2 separate regions of the Homo sapiens genome follow, and region 2 is linked to region 1. Evidence: read pairs that join two places in POLR2A ChIA-PET (ENCODE). Cell type or tissue: A673. All regions are shown on one strand. Each heading gives the region's core, and the rest is flanking DNA. Links, peaks and the distances in the headings are about the cores only.

Region 1 (6,469 bases), core at 629-5,628:
TGCAAATAGACCTGACATTTGAATTTTTTAATGTAAAATGCCTTTTTACTTTAAAAAACTTTATCTGAAACAATTTGTCCTTTTTAAGATAAAGTTTCCCAATAAGTTATATGAGCTCCCAACACCCCCTCCGCGCTGCTCCCAAGGAAATTTATATCCCCTCCTCTCATTTCTTTGCCTGTATTTCCATTCTTCTGTTGCTAAATATTACTACTGGCATCACATGGATTCTTTAACCGGTGCTCCAAGTTAAAAGCAGAGCAGTCTGTGATCATTAAGAAGACGAGAGAGCCAGGCACTGTGGTGTGTGCTTGTAATCCTAGCTCCTTGAGATGCTAAGGCAGGAGGATAGCTTGAGCCCAGGAGTTTAAGACCAGCCTGGGCAACGCAGCAAGTCCCCATCCCCCAAAATTTTTTTTAATTAGCCAGGCGTGGTGGTGGGTGCTTATAATCCTGGCCACTTTGGAGGCTGAGGCAGGAGGATCACTTGAGCCCAGGAGTTTGCAATTGCAGTGAGCTATGATCATGACACTGCCTGGGCAACAGAGGGACACCCCATCTCTAAAAAAGAAAAAAAAAACATAGAGAAAATGGTGTCTCACATGCCTGGCTCAGTCTGCTTCTCCTTAGTCTTATGCCTTTCAATCTGGAGTAGTTGGGGTAGAGCTAGAGATAGGCCATAGCCATCTGAGTATGAGGCTGTGTCTAAGGACTGCTGAGCTGTCTGTTGTGGCTAATTATCCACACCACTCTACCTTCTGTACACACACTATGGTGTGACTGTAAGGATGCAGGATGAAGGCAAGGTTATGGCATGAGGAGAGGGAACAGTAATTGCATTAAGGCATAACAAGTGTTAAGAAGAATAGCTTTCATTTATTGAGTCTTTCTATGTAACAGGCTTTGGGCCAAATTCCAGACACACATTATAAAGCCTAGTCCTCCCAGCAGCCTTTAGCAGTATTATGCCTTTTTGACAGATGAGGAGACACGGCCTTGTGTTAAGAAGCTTGCCCAAGTTCACACAAACAGTAGAAGCTGGAGCAAGGCTACAAACCCAAGCCTGTCCGATGGGCAAGCCTTGCTCTGGAACTGCTGTCCTGTACTGCAAGTGAGCTGTCTGGTTGGGGGTGGGTGGTAGGCGTGTGCACTTTCAAGATGGAGGTAAAGAAAGCGTGTTGGCCTAATTCCACAGGTTCAACTGTGGTGGGATCCTAATGTGGACAACAGAAAGGGAAGTGAGAGCCAGAATATGGGACAAGGACTGGAAAGCATAGGTCACTATCTGGGTACATGCAAATACGATCGTCATGTAACCTCTGAATTTTTTCTTCCTTTCTTTTAAGACAGGGTCTCGCATTGTCGCCCAGGCTGAAGTGCAGTAGCACCATCATGGTTCACTGCCGCTAACCTCTGAGTTCTTGATTTGTCTCTGTACACTAAAGGTTCAATTATCCATGTAAATGGAATGAAGCCAGATGTGAATAAGGCTAAAGAACCAATAATCTAAGGAACACTTCAGTAGCAGTTTGCCATTTGTATGTGACTTGTTGAGTAGATTTATTTTCCTAAATCTGTTTGCTTAGTCATCCCAGAATGGTAGTGGATCAGCCTGCGCCACGAGCAAAGATCAAAGTGGATTATCCGTAGGGGAAGATTAAACAGTTAATTCTAAAGGAAAAACTTTAAAATTCATTTGAAAGCATAGCCTCAGACACGCTGACACCTTTTCTTTTTTTTCCTCTGAATTCATTTAGAACATATGCTGTCAGGAGGATAAGAGATGCCTTCAGAGAAAATAAAAATGTAAAGGATCCTGTAGAAATTCAAACCCTAGTGAATAAAGCCAAGAGAGACCTTGGAGTAATTCGTCGACAGGTAAGATGGTTCAATGATGTACTGTTTTTCATTAAGAGCTTTAAACTTCGACATATTCCCCTTGATTAGACAGCCGTGCTTTTGGTGTTGGTGATTTACAGAGCAGGATCATGAAACTCTGTTCCTTGTACTAATACAGACATGTAAAGGTGAACTCTCATATTTTCAGATTCAAGTTGAACTTAAAATACCAGCTTTCCGGAATTTCCAGGGAGTGTATCCTTCTGGAAAGCTGATACTTTTAAGTATGAGAAACTTCTGCATTAATTTTTTTGAAAGCTAAGTTTTTGTAAGATGTATCGCACATGTGTACTTGGATATATTTCAGAGTATAAATATATTCTCCCTTTCCTAGTATTTTTAATCATAATTCAGGATAAACAGAACGTGGCCCTTTTCTTGAAGACACCATTGTGGGTGGTGAACCTGAATTACGTTGCCACATGGGAGGTGCATCTGCAGGTGCAGATGGTGTAAAGTACAGCTGCTTGGGTGCTGACCCCATAAAGGAACCTGGAGGGTGTGTTAGTTTTCGTTTTGTGGAAGTGCCAAGGATCACCTTGACTTGTGCTTCCTTTTCTCATTCTCATGAGGTGGGTGGAGCATGTGCAGCGGCATGATCTCCTGCGTGGTCTGATAACATCCGCAAGAGTAATTAGAACGTCAGAGGTTAAAGTCACCGTCCACTGATGGGTTTTCTTGCTCTCTAAAAAACACCCTTTTCACTGTTTTTCTTTGACTTAGCAGCAATCACGCAATAAACTCCATTTCTGCTTCCATTCGTGTTTCCCTTTTACTTGCAGGAAATTTGCTTATAAAGTGTGGAGGGGGAAACTCTTTACCATTTTTGTAAGTTATGCTGTGCTGTTTTGAAAGGGCTTCTTTAGCATCAAGAGATGCCAGCTTGGCTGACATTAAATTAGATAATAATCTTTCCCTGACCCTTCTTCATGCTTGACTCTAAAAAGAATTCAAAAAAGAAGCAATATTTGAAACTATAATTTGCAGTTTATGTCAAGATTAAAGGTCTTGTTATATTGCCTACATAATGTAACAGTTCTTTCTAGAATAGCATTTCGGATTCTCCTAACCATCCTTGAGTTCTACAGCTATTTAGTAATACAGTAACTGCCACACTCAGACAGGCCTAGGAAATGATCTCTAACTAAAGCCATGAGGATAGTAAGGTACTCAGAAAAGAAACTGATCTGCACATTTATGTATACTTTGAGAGTGGCATTTATATGAGTCAGCATTTTGAAAACTCTAGAACAATGGCATTTCCAGTCACCAGTAGTTGAATTTTATGAGGTCCTTTAGCAGTGGAGCATAGAAGAACAAGCAGCTGAGTTCTTACTTTGCATAAACTCAGAAAGATTTTGTTCTTTGGCACTTACTCTGTGTAGAGGTTGGCAAAACAGGCAGGTTTTATCTTTAGCGTAAAATTATCCAGAGTATAAACTGCCTAGAAAAGGGGGATTGTAAATAATCTGTGCCATCATTTCTCCCGCTATATCTAATTGTCTGTGTCACTTCTTGGTTTGAAATGCTCAAACTACCCTTGCAAAAAAAAAAAAATACTAAACTGGCCCTCATCTGACATCCCAGTGAGTTCCCCTCCCAGGACAGACGCACTGGAGCAGTGGCATGTGCAGGGCAAGGGCGCCCTCCCCAGGGCAGCCTGGCCACTGCACGTTCCCGATGGAGAATACACACGGCGACCTTGCAGAACAGCTTGCTGTCACCACCTCAGGGATGAAAGCATTCTCATCCCTTCAGAGAACCAGTTAGACAGCAGCAGCTGGGAAGTTTCTACTCACTTCCCTTTCATGTCAAGACTCTTCCTGAATCCACATGCAGCCTTTACAGTAGTTAGGGCGTAAGGCACAGTGGCTCCCCCGGCCATCTGGCTGCAAGCTGGCGTAAGTTGCCTTTGGACTAACAGCCTATGGCAAGGTGGAGAGTCTGTATTCTTGCACACTGTTCTCTGTAACTGGCTGCTGTAGCAGCCTTCTGACCTGTCCTCCGGGTGCCCCTGCCCCTACTCCACCCCACACATGGTCTGTTCTCCACACACCACCACCACAGTGATCTTTTTCAAAAGAAAGATCGGGCCACTGCCCCGTTCAACCCCTTCAAGGCTCTTGCTTCGTGACACCCTAACATAAAACCTGAAGCCAGTGTGAGGTCCCCAGAGGCCCTCCATTGCACTCCTCTCCCTCACACTCCCTATTTCCTTGAACTTCTTGCTCCCATCTCAATGCTTGTGCACCACCTGCCTGGAGGAGTCCCTCCAAATGTTCCTGTAGCTCCCTCCCCCTTCCACCCAGGCCTGTGCTCAGATTTCACCTTCCCATAGGGGCCCCCCTGGGACCACACTATCTAAAACAGATTCTCTCTCTCTCCGCTGCCCTGCCTTAGTTTTTGTGACAGCACTTATCAGTACCTACTATGACATTACTTGTGGCCTTGTCTATTTTCTCCCTCTTCTGCAAGACGGCAGGGGCCATGAGGACAGGGATCTCCCCTGTCGCTGTCATCATCTCCACTGGGTGGCGAAGAGCATGGACTCTGCGGCCAGCCGGCCTGTGTTCACATCCTGACTCAGCCTACTAGCTATGTCACTCTGAGCAAGATATTTAACCTCTCAGTGCCTAATGCAAACTGCAGATGAAAGTAAGCCCTACTTCATGCGTTGTAGTGAGGATCAAGTACACTAACATATGCAAAGCCCCCGGGATAATGCTAGCACATAGGAAATGTTATGCAAATGCTTGCTGTTATTATCCACAGGATCTAGAACATCCCACATAGAGCTGGCTCTTAGTAAGTTTTCACTGACTAAATAAATGCATGAAGTATGTTCCCTGAGATCATACATCTCAGTGGCAGGGTCTATACCACCAAAATCAGGGTGTCTTTTTGGCCACCCACAGTCTCCCTCCTGAAGGAATGAACCATGAAAGGAATATGGAAATCTGATGGGGATCGTGACATATTAACCCTCATGGAGTTGTGATACTCTTCATATCACGTCTCTCTCCCACTTGAAGATTTGGACTCCAAGCCCCACCCACCCAGGTGCACATGGATCCCAGCTTCACGGTTCCACCAGTGAGGAAGCCCACAGCCACTTTTCCAGCTGCCAGACATGCATGCCATAAAGGCAGTGCTCACACTGAAATCTCACCCACAACACTTACCTGCTCACCCTGCTTTCCACTCATTCTTCAGAGGGTGGCTTCTTCAGTCACGTGAGTCAGCTGTGGTGCTAATGATACCCCTCCACCCCCGCGTCCCATAACCCTAGTAAGTTTTGCTTTTTAAAATAAGTCTCTGGACAAAAATGACCTGGTTTTCTGGGTAGAGAAACCGAGATGCAGGAAAGGTGGAAGCCTTGTCTAAGGCCACATGGCCAGGCGTGAGCTCAGGTCTTCTAGCTCCTTAGAGCAAACTCAGAAGTTCAAGGACATGGGCTCCTGAGTCAGTAGAAACTGAAGGATAGTCTTAAGTCATCCTCCCATTTTGTTCCGATGGTATTTAAGGAGCACTTCAACTCTGCTCAGAGGTCATTCATTCTTCCTTTATGTCCTTAATGTGCAAGATCTTCAGTCTTCATTCTGGCAACCCTGAGGGATTCTAGATACATCAGCATTTGTTAGCCTTCACACAGTCCTTAAGGATTACTCTCATTCCAAGAAGTGGCAGCTCGTTTTTCTTTCATGATAAGCAAGTCAGCCTCCTTTTGCCCATTTTCCATGATTATGGCCCACTCAGTAGAAGCCAGACATACACTTGTTCTTTCCTTAACATTCTTGGACCACGTCTCCCCTGGAAAATTACCATCCAGTCTGTCAGTCTCGAATCTCTTTCCCACTTCATGCCTCATGTCATAGCCCAGAATTAGCAGAGACATTCTTCTACCTTTTGATAAAGTGCCATTATTTCCATATAAGATGATTCTGTAAAGCCAGCTGACCCTGAAAGCTCTTATAGGTTCTCCCTCTCTGCAGAAAGCAAGTTCTGGGCTAGCCCCCACTAAATCTAATTTCCCTATCTGCCTCCCAGGTGAGATCAGAAAGATTTGAGAGGCCTTTTATGTCCAGACCAGCTGGAGCCAGAAAGAATGGACAAACCTGGGTGGTTTGTAGGCTTGGGCAAATAGCTCTCAAACAGTCTGAGCAGCAAAGAAGCACCAAAGGATTTCTACCCCAGACAATTAACAAGGCTTCGTAGGTGTTTTACATCAGGAACAGCAAAAAGGCAGCCAGATTTTGCTTTTGTCTTTGTACTTTGCTCCATTTTGCTGTTCTAAATAAAGATACTCCTCTGGACCCTATTTGCAAGGCGTTAGTTAGAATAACTATCAGTAAACTGCCCTGGCTTATTGTAGCTCTGCAGTTTGCCACACCCCTTTGGTTTTTAAACAACTCTAGTGTACCTTGTTTTGTGTCACTATTTCCTGTCTGTTAGCACCTGCTCTTCGAGCATCTTCTAGAGACCTGCAGCATCAGCATCACTGAGGCACCTTCCTTCCCTGTGTAGTTCATAGAGATTTAGTGTTCACCAAAGAGAAAATATTTTCTAAGCA
Region 2 (6,469 bases), core at 687-5,686, 110 kb before region 1:
GCATACAACCCACTGCTTGCTGCACACTGGGTGCTCAGTGTCTATCACTGGAGCAAGATGAGAGCATGTCTCTAAAGTTACACAGTCCTGGGTCTGAATCTCAGCGCTGGTACTTCCCAAATTTAACCTGAGGCTTGGGCAAATCATGTGACCTCTCAGGGATTTAGTTTCCTGTCTGAAACTAAAGGGGATCAGGAATATCTATTTCATTGACTTTCTGTGAAAACTCAATGAAATAACATATTTACCGTGACTACTAGAGCAGCTGTGCCATGGCATATTAGGGCTCAGGAAATGGGAGCCAATTCACTAAACCATGCACATATCCTCACTCAAGTTCTCTTGGAAATCATAAATGATCTCAGCAATGTCGGGCAATAGGTTCAGAGTAGGGCAGTAGGTTCAGGGGTAAAACCCTCTCTCCAAGACCAGCGACTATAGAGGTGTGACCCCAGGCCCCAAGCAGCAGCTGATGCTCTCTGAAATTCACTTTGATAATGCTGAATTATTTCCCACACATTGTTTTTAGTCCCATTCTGTCAGTGTTGACCTCGCTCTGCCTTTCAGACTCAACCCCACTCTGACCCAGTAACAATACCAGCTGAGGTGAAACTGGGCTGGCTAATCCCCAGCTCTCCCTTACACATGTCCATCTTCATATCAAACCTTTGTTATTGCACTATTGGCAATAATAGCACCAGGGGAACTAGAGACAAATGTGAACAAGACACCAGGTAAGTTAACTTATGTGATCAGATAGGAGAAAATCCCAGCCACCAGAACACTGTGATTCAAATCCCTCCCTGTGGCCAGGGAATCCCAAGGGGTATAACTTGGCAGGCTGGACATGGGACATGTGAATGCTCCCAGAGATGTGATCCACGGCTCCGGTTAATCTCTCATTATGAAGATCTAAACACATAGCACTTTAAAACTACAACTCATTAGTCAGGCAAAAACTCTTTGAATGAGGTAACATTAAAATGAAAAAGGCCATGATTAAGACAGCCAAGCAAAATAAAAGAGAAAATTAAATCTGTTAAAGCCCATCTAAGTAAAATACTGAAAATATCATAGAAATAGACTCAAAAAAATATGTAGAATAAGACCATCAATCTTTTTTTTTTTTTTTTTTTAAACGGAGTTTCACTCTGTCACCCAGGCTGGAATGCAGAGGTGCAATCTCAGCTCACTGCACCCTTGACCTCCTGGGCTCAAACAATTCTCCGGCTTCAGCCCCGCAAGTAGCTCGGACTACAGACCATACCACCGCACCTGGCTAATTTTGGGGATTTTTTTGGAGATGGGGTTTTACCATGTTGCCCAGGCTGCACTAGAACTCCTGAGTTCAAGCAATCGTCCTGCCTTGGCCTCCCAAAGTGCTAGGATTACAGGCGTGACCCACCCCACCCAGCCAAAAATTATTGAATTAATGTCTACTACAGTAATATTTACTCCTGTAGAATTTACAAACTACATACTCAAATACATACATATTCTGACTCCTCAACTTTAACTACCCCATTAGAGAAGAGTGAACGAATATATCTCTGGGGAAACATGCATAATCCAAAGGTATCTGTTAATGAACATAAAATTTCACTGATGCCACCTGTTTGTGAATCATTTGCTACTCCATAATATTCCTGCATTCATTTTAATTTCCTCCAAAGCTGAGTGAGGTTAAAACTCCATGAAGATGCGCTACAGTTATTCTCCTAGCCTATATCATACCATGTAGGAGGCAACACCCCACACAGTATCCTCAATGTTCCTGGGGTACCCGTGGAGCCAGCATAAGAAACACAGCTTCCTCTTGGGATACATAACACTGAGCCAAATGATGTCACCAGCACAGAAGCAGCATACGCTACACCTACATGGCGAAGTAGGTCTCAGAGATGTTCAAAGAAAGGGAAATCACAAAAGAAAAAAGTGAGGATGGATAAGACTTAGAAGACAACACTATACTACACTCTGATATAATAATATCTATATATATATATTTGCTGACTGTCCCAGGTTCCCATCAAGGGGCTCCTAAAATTTCTGTGGTATCTTGATTGATAGGGATAATAGGAGCAGCCTGTGTTCTAAAATTTGATGTTTGTCCCCTGTTCCTGATTGAGAACTCCTAAATCCCGTAGAATTTCTAGGAAGCTAGGAGTATATTTTGTTCTCATGAGGCCACTCTTGGTGACCCATGAGACAGCTTCAGGATGGACAAGGGTCTCCAGAAATATCACAGCAAGAACTGAGGGCCTCATGAACAGAAAGGGGAAAGGAGCTGGAGATTAATTAAGGCAATGACCAATAGCCAATGATGTAATCTATCATGTCGATGTAATTAAAGCTCGATCAAAACTCCTGAACCACAGAGTTGAGAAAACATCTTGGCTGGTGAACACATCAAAGTGCTGGGAGAGCAGTGTGCCAGGAGACAGCATGGAGGCATCACACCCAGAGCACTTCACCCTGTGTATCTCCTCCTGGGTTGTATCCTTTATAATAAACTGTTAATAGTAAGTACGATGCTTTCCTGAGTTCTGGGAAACCTTCTAGCAAGTGACCAAGGGGACCCCCAATTTATAGCTGGTTGGTCAAAACTGCAGGTGATAACATGGGATTTAACTGGAGATTCTACTGCGGGTAATCTTGAGACAGTTTTTAGCCTGTGGGGTCTGGGCTAACCCCAGACAGTGTCTGAACTGAATTGTAGAACACTCAGTTGGTGCCCAGAGACTTGGATGATTGGTTGACATAAAAAAAATTTAAAAACTCATACATTTGTTGTCACAAGTTTTATTAAAAACAAAACAAAACAAAAAAACAGGTTGAAAGCACATCAACCATGCCACGGCAACAAAAAGACAATTGAAAAATACTGGTGAATTCATTCCAGATCTCAATCACCATTCACAATTGTGAACCATCACTCTGACATTGGGAGAAACTGAATAAGATAAAGCACATGGCTTGTTTTATAAATTGATATGCTACATTAGCTTTAAAATATTTTATTACATGGCTTACCTCACAGTAAATAAGGATTGCCTCCAATCAACTTGTTTATAAGTTGGTTGGTAGCCACAGTTTCTTTTTTTTTTTTAATATAGAAACAACACTAAGCAGAGACTTTAGAGATCGAGCAGGCTACACTATCACTGAAACACAGCACTCTAATACCACAGAACCTACCCACCACACAGAAGAGGACCACTTTGGAAAGTTATAGAGATAAGACACTTCACTCCCTCGAACTGCTCAGCCACGCTAATCCTTTACCTCCGGCAAAGATTTACAAGGTCATGTCTGGGGAAGGAGTATGAAAAACGAGCTCTTTGGCACAAAACTGGGCAAACTGCAATACGAAATAACTCCATTATTAACAGGTTAAAAGCAGAAGGTTCCAGGACATGGGGCTGCAGAGAAAAAGTCTACATGTTAGGTTTTTTTCTTTTATTTTTAAGGACCTCTTACTTACAAGGCCTTCTTGCTAGGAAGAGATTCCTAACTCAATTTGCCTTGAAATCTTAAAAGTCAACAGGGTTAAGGTAGGAGTCACCGAGATACCATAAATACGCTGCCATCAGTCCTCCTTCAAACCATACAGTAACACCAATGAAAAGATGTAGCCTTAGTGGATGTCGGAGACATGATGGACCAGAGGGATCAGCTTAGGAAACAGAGGCAGAGATTGGCCCCCATCATATGGGAGCTCAGGGGCACAGAGCTCAGCCAGAACCTGCGTCTTCTGAATCTCAAGCTGTTCATCTTTCATGACATGACACTGCTAATGAGGAGCCTATTTCAAGGTCTTAGTGTTAAAAACAAAAAAACAAACAAAACCCCCTAACTTTGTATCACTCATGCTTAAAACTCATGGGAGAGCATAACCGTAAAATTATAAAGAATATAAAATTATTCCCTAGACCAACATTCTCAACCAACAGGGGCAATAGTGCTTTGGGGGTAAGGGTAAACAAGGAGGGAGACTGAGCATTCTCTTGCTAAAATTAAAATATTTTCCTAATTCCTTAAAAATAAACCAAAGCTAACATGTAGATTCTAAATGAATAAATGACTTAAAAGCAACAAAAACAAAAGGTATACATTTAGTTATCAAAAATCTATTAAGATCAGTATTTTAAGGTGAATGCAAAGAATGACATGAATTGCAGGTACTCTTTTACTGTTTGACAACCGGTCTTCCTACTCTCCAAAAAACCTATGAAGGGGTAAAATTTCCCCAAAGGGTATTGAAAGTCATCTGTACACACCAGTAGTCAGCATGTCATTTCAATAATGTGCAGGACAATATCAACGTCCAGTGGAACCCATCAAGTGGAAGTCAACACAGGGTCAGTGGCAGAGAGGGTTAAGCTGTCCCCTTTCCTGTACTATCTATTCTCAAGTGAGGCAGGTGGTAGACTACTCACTCCAGGATAAAGGGTAAGCAAGGAGAAAAGGAAGGAAAGATAAACTCAGCTCCAGTGGTACACTGTAAACCCTAACGGCAATGTATTAGTCTGTTCTCACAGTGCTAATAAAGACATACCCGAGATTGGGTAATTTATAAAGAAAAAGAGGTTTAATGGCATCACAGTTTCACATGTCTGGGGAGGCCTCACGATCATGGCAGAAGGCAAAGGAGGAGCAAAGGTATATCTTACATGGTGGCAGGCAAGAGAGTGTGTGCAGGGGAACTTTCCTTTTATAAAACCATCAGATTTCATGAGACATATTCACCATCACAAGAACGGCACGGAAAAACCTGCCCTCATTATTCAATTACCTCCCACCAGGTCCCTCCCATGACACGTGGGGATTATGGGCTACAATTAGGGATGAGATTTGGGTGGGGACACAGCCCAACCATATCAGGCAAGCTTCACATAATCTCCAAAATCTATAGTATAGCCTTTCCTAGATGTTTCAACTCTTCATAAACCAATTTGACAAACAATGTAGATTTTGTATTGAATAGCAGAATTAAAGTAGAATAATAACTGTTAGCATTAGCACAGGCCTATAAAATGAAAGATAATAAATGTTAATTTCTTTTCCTTCCTTTTTTGTTAGGGGGAAGGCTGATTCAGCCAAAAGTTATGAAGGTACAATTTCCCTGGAATTTGTAAATTGAGCTATCACTCCAGCATAAGGAATCACGCCTAAGGAGCAGCTATTGCCAGCTCCATTGGTGAGCGACCTAAGCTGATTTACCATTACCATGATTATGGTTTTAGAAATCTATTCAGTGATTCACACGTTTAATGTCCTTAATGCTGAGGTGGGCTACAACACTGGTTAGCTGCACTAATTAGTTGAATAGAAGAGTATTTGAAGTTATTTGAGGATTATATGTAAATTAATGCTAAGTGTATGTAAATAGGTTTCTAATTCCAAATATTGCCTCTAGAAAAAAAAATCCACAGCACAACTACCTCATGCTCCCCACAACCCACTGTGATGACCATCTGATGACACTGGCACATGGAGATGCCATTCATGATGACGGAGCAAACCCTGCTGCTCTGAGGGCATCAGGTCACCCAGATGGCCACCAGGCTCCAGTGGTGTTCCTGAAGGGGGTGGAAGGAGAAGGCTGCTGCTCCTGGAACTCGAAGCTTTAACGAAGGTGACACAGGAGGGAGCCCCAGGCCACTCAGTCTCTAATCCTGGCTGGTGCCAGTCAGGGCGGGAGACCAGACCTGCCCTGGCTAAATACCTGTAGGTGGATCTCGGAGCAGGCACACCAAGCCCTGGGGACAGCAGCCACATGGGCCAGCCTCTGTCTGCAGAGCTGACACAACTGCTGTGTGCTGGACGTTAATGATTTGCTTCAGGGAAAGACAAAGTGGATGTTCCTCACCAAGTGTCAGGGCCCCTGCACTAGAATCTGTGACTGTTCTACTCAGAACAGAAGAAATGTCCTTTCAGTCACTAGCCAGGTACCTTGAGCTTGCTCTGGGGCTATGAATAAGCCCTAAATCCAGTGAGTTGCACATCAGAGGGAACAGGAGGCAAAGCAGGCTCTCCACTGACAGCACAGGAAATAAATAACGCTGCATTCAGCCATATTGGGCCAGTCTCCTTTGGGGTTTGTCCATTTATCTTAGGATGAGTTAAGAAGAAATTCTTACGTCAGAAATTGAGTGTGCATATTCTAAACTGTCATCACACATTGCCAAACATTGTCATAAACATTGTCCCTATAAATGCCCCCATTAACAATATATGAGAAGGTACTTTTCCCAGTTCCTTCCTGACATGGTATATTGTGAGATTTTCCATCTCTGCCAATCTGATGCTTAAAAATGTATGCTTTCATATTTATTTATAATATTAGTGATGCTTAAAATTTTTTTATTCAACTTTGGTACTTACTTTTTGTTAACAGCCTATCCTTGACATTTTACTACTACCATGTTGTTTTCTTATCAATTTATCCATCATATATATTGCAAAT

The links. Peaks named below come from ENCODE experiments on the same cell type or tissue, not always from the same donor. Only the 100,000 strongest peaks of a DNase experiment are listed, where the experiment ranks them.
Region 2: POLR2A ChIA-PET joins it to region 1 with 5 read pairs; 4 of 35 experiments call an interaction of 5 or more read pairs at or near these places.

Annotation. Positions count from the first base shown.
Region 1 is chr6:5,212,027-5,218,495 of GRCh38, reverse strand. LYRM4 (LYR motif containing 4) reads left to right here. Exons shown (of 3, transcript NM_020408.6): 2 at 1,758-1,878. All of the region lies in intron 3 of LYRM4-AS1 (LYRM4 antisense RNA 1), which reads right to left. Among named protein-coding and RNA genes, the nearest start is that of LYRM4, 46 kb to the left of the region's middle. In A673, for the core only: CTCF peaks have their summits at 3,551 (motif pointing left) and 4,509; DNase peaks (open chromatin) are centred at 3,155 and 3,605; H3K27ac peaks cover 3,119 bases.
Region 2 is chr6:5,325,771-5,332,239 of GRCh38, reverse strand. All of the region lies in intron 1 of FARS2 (phenylalanyl-tRNA synthetase 2, mitochondrial), which reads right to left. Among named protein-coding and RNA genes, the nearest start is that of FARS2, 67 kb to the right of the region's middle. In A673, for the core only: no CTCF peak of the experiment used is centred there; no DNase peak of the experiment used is centred there.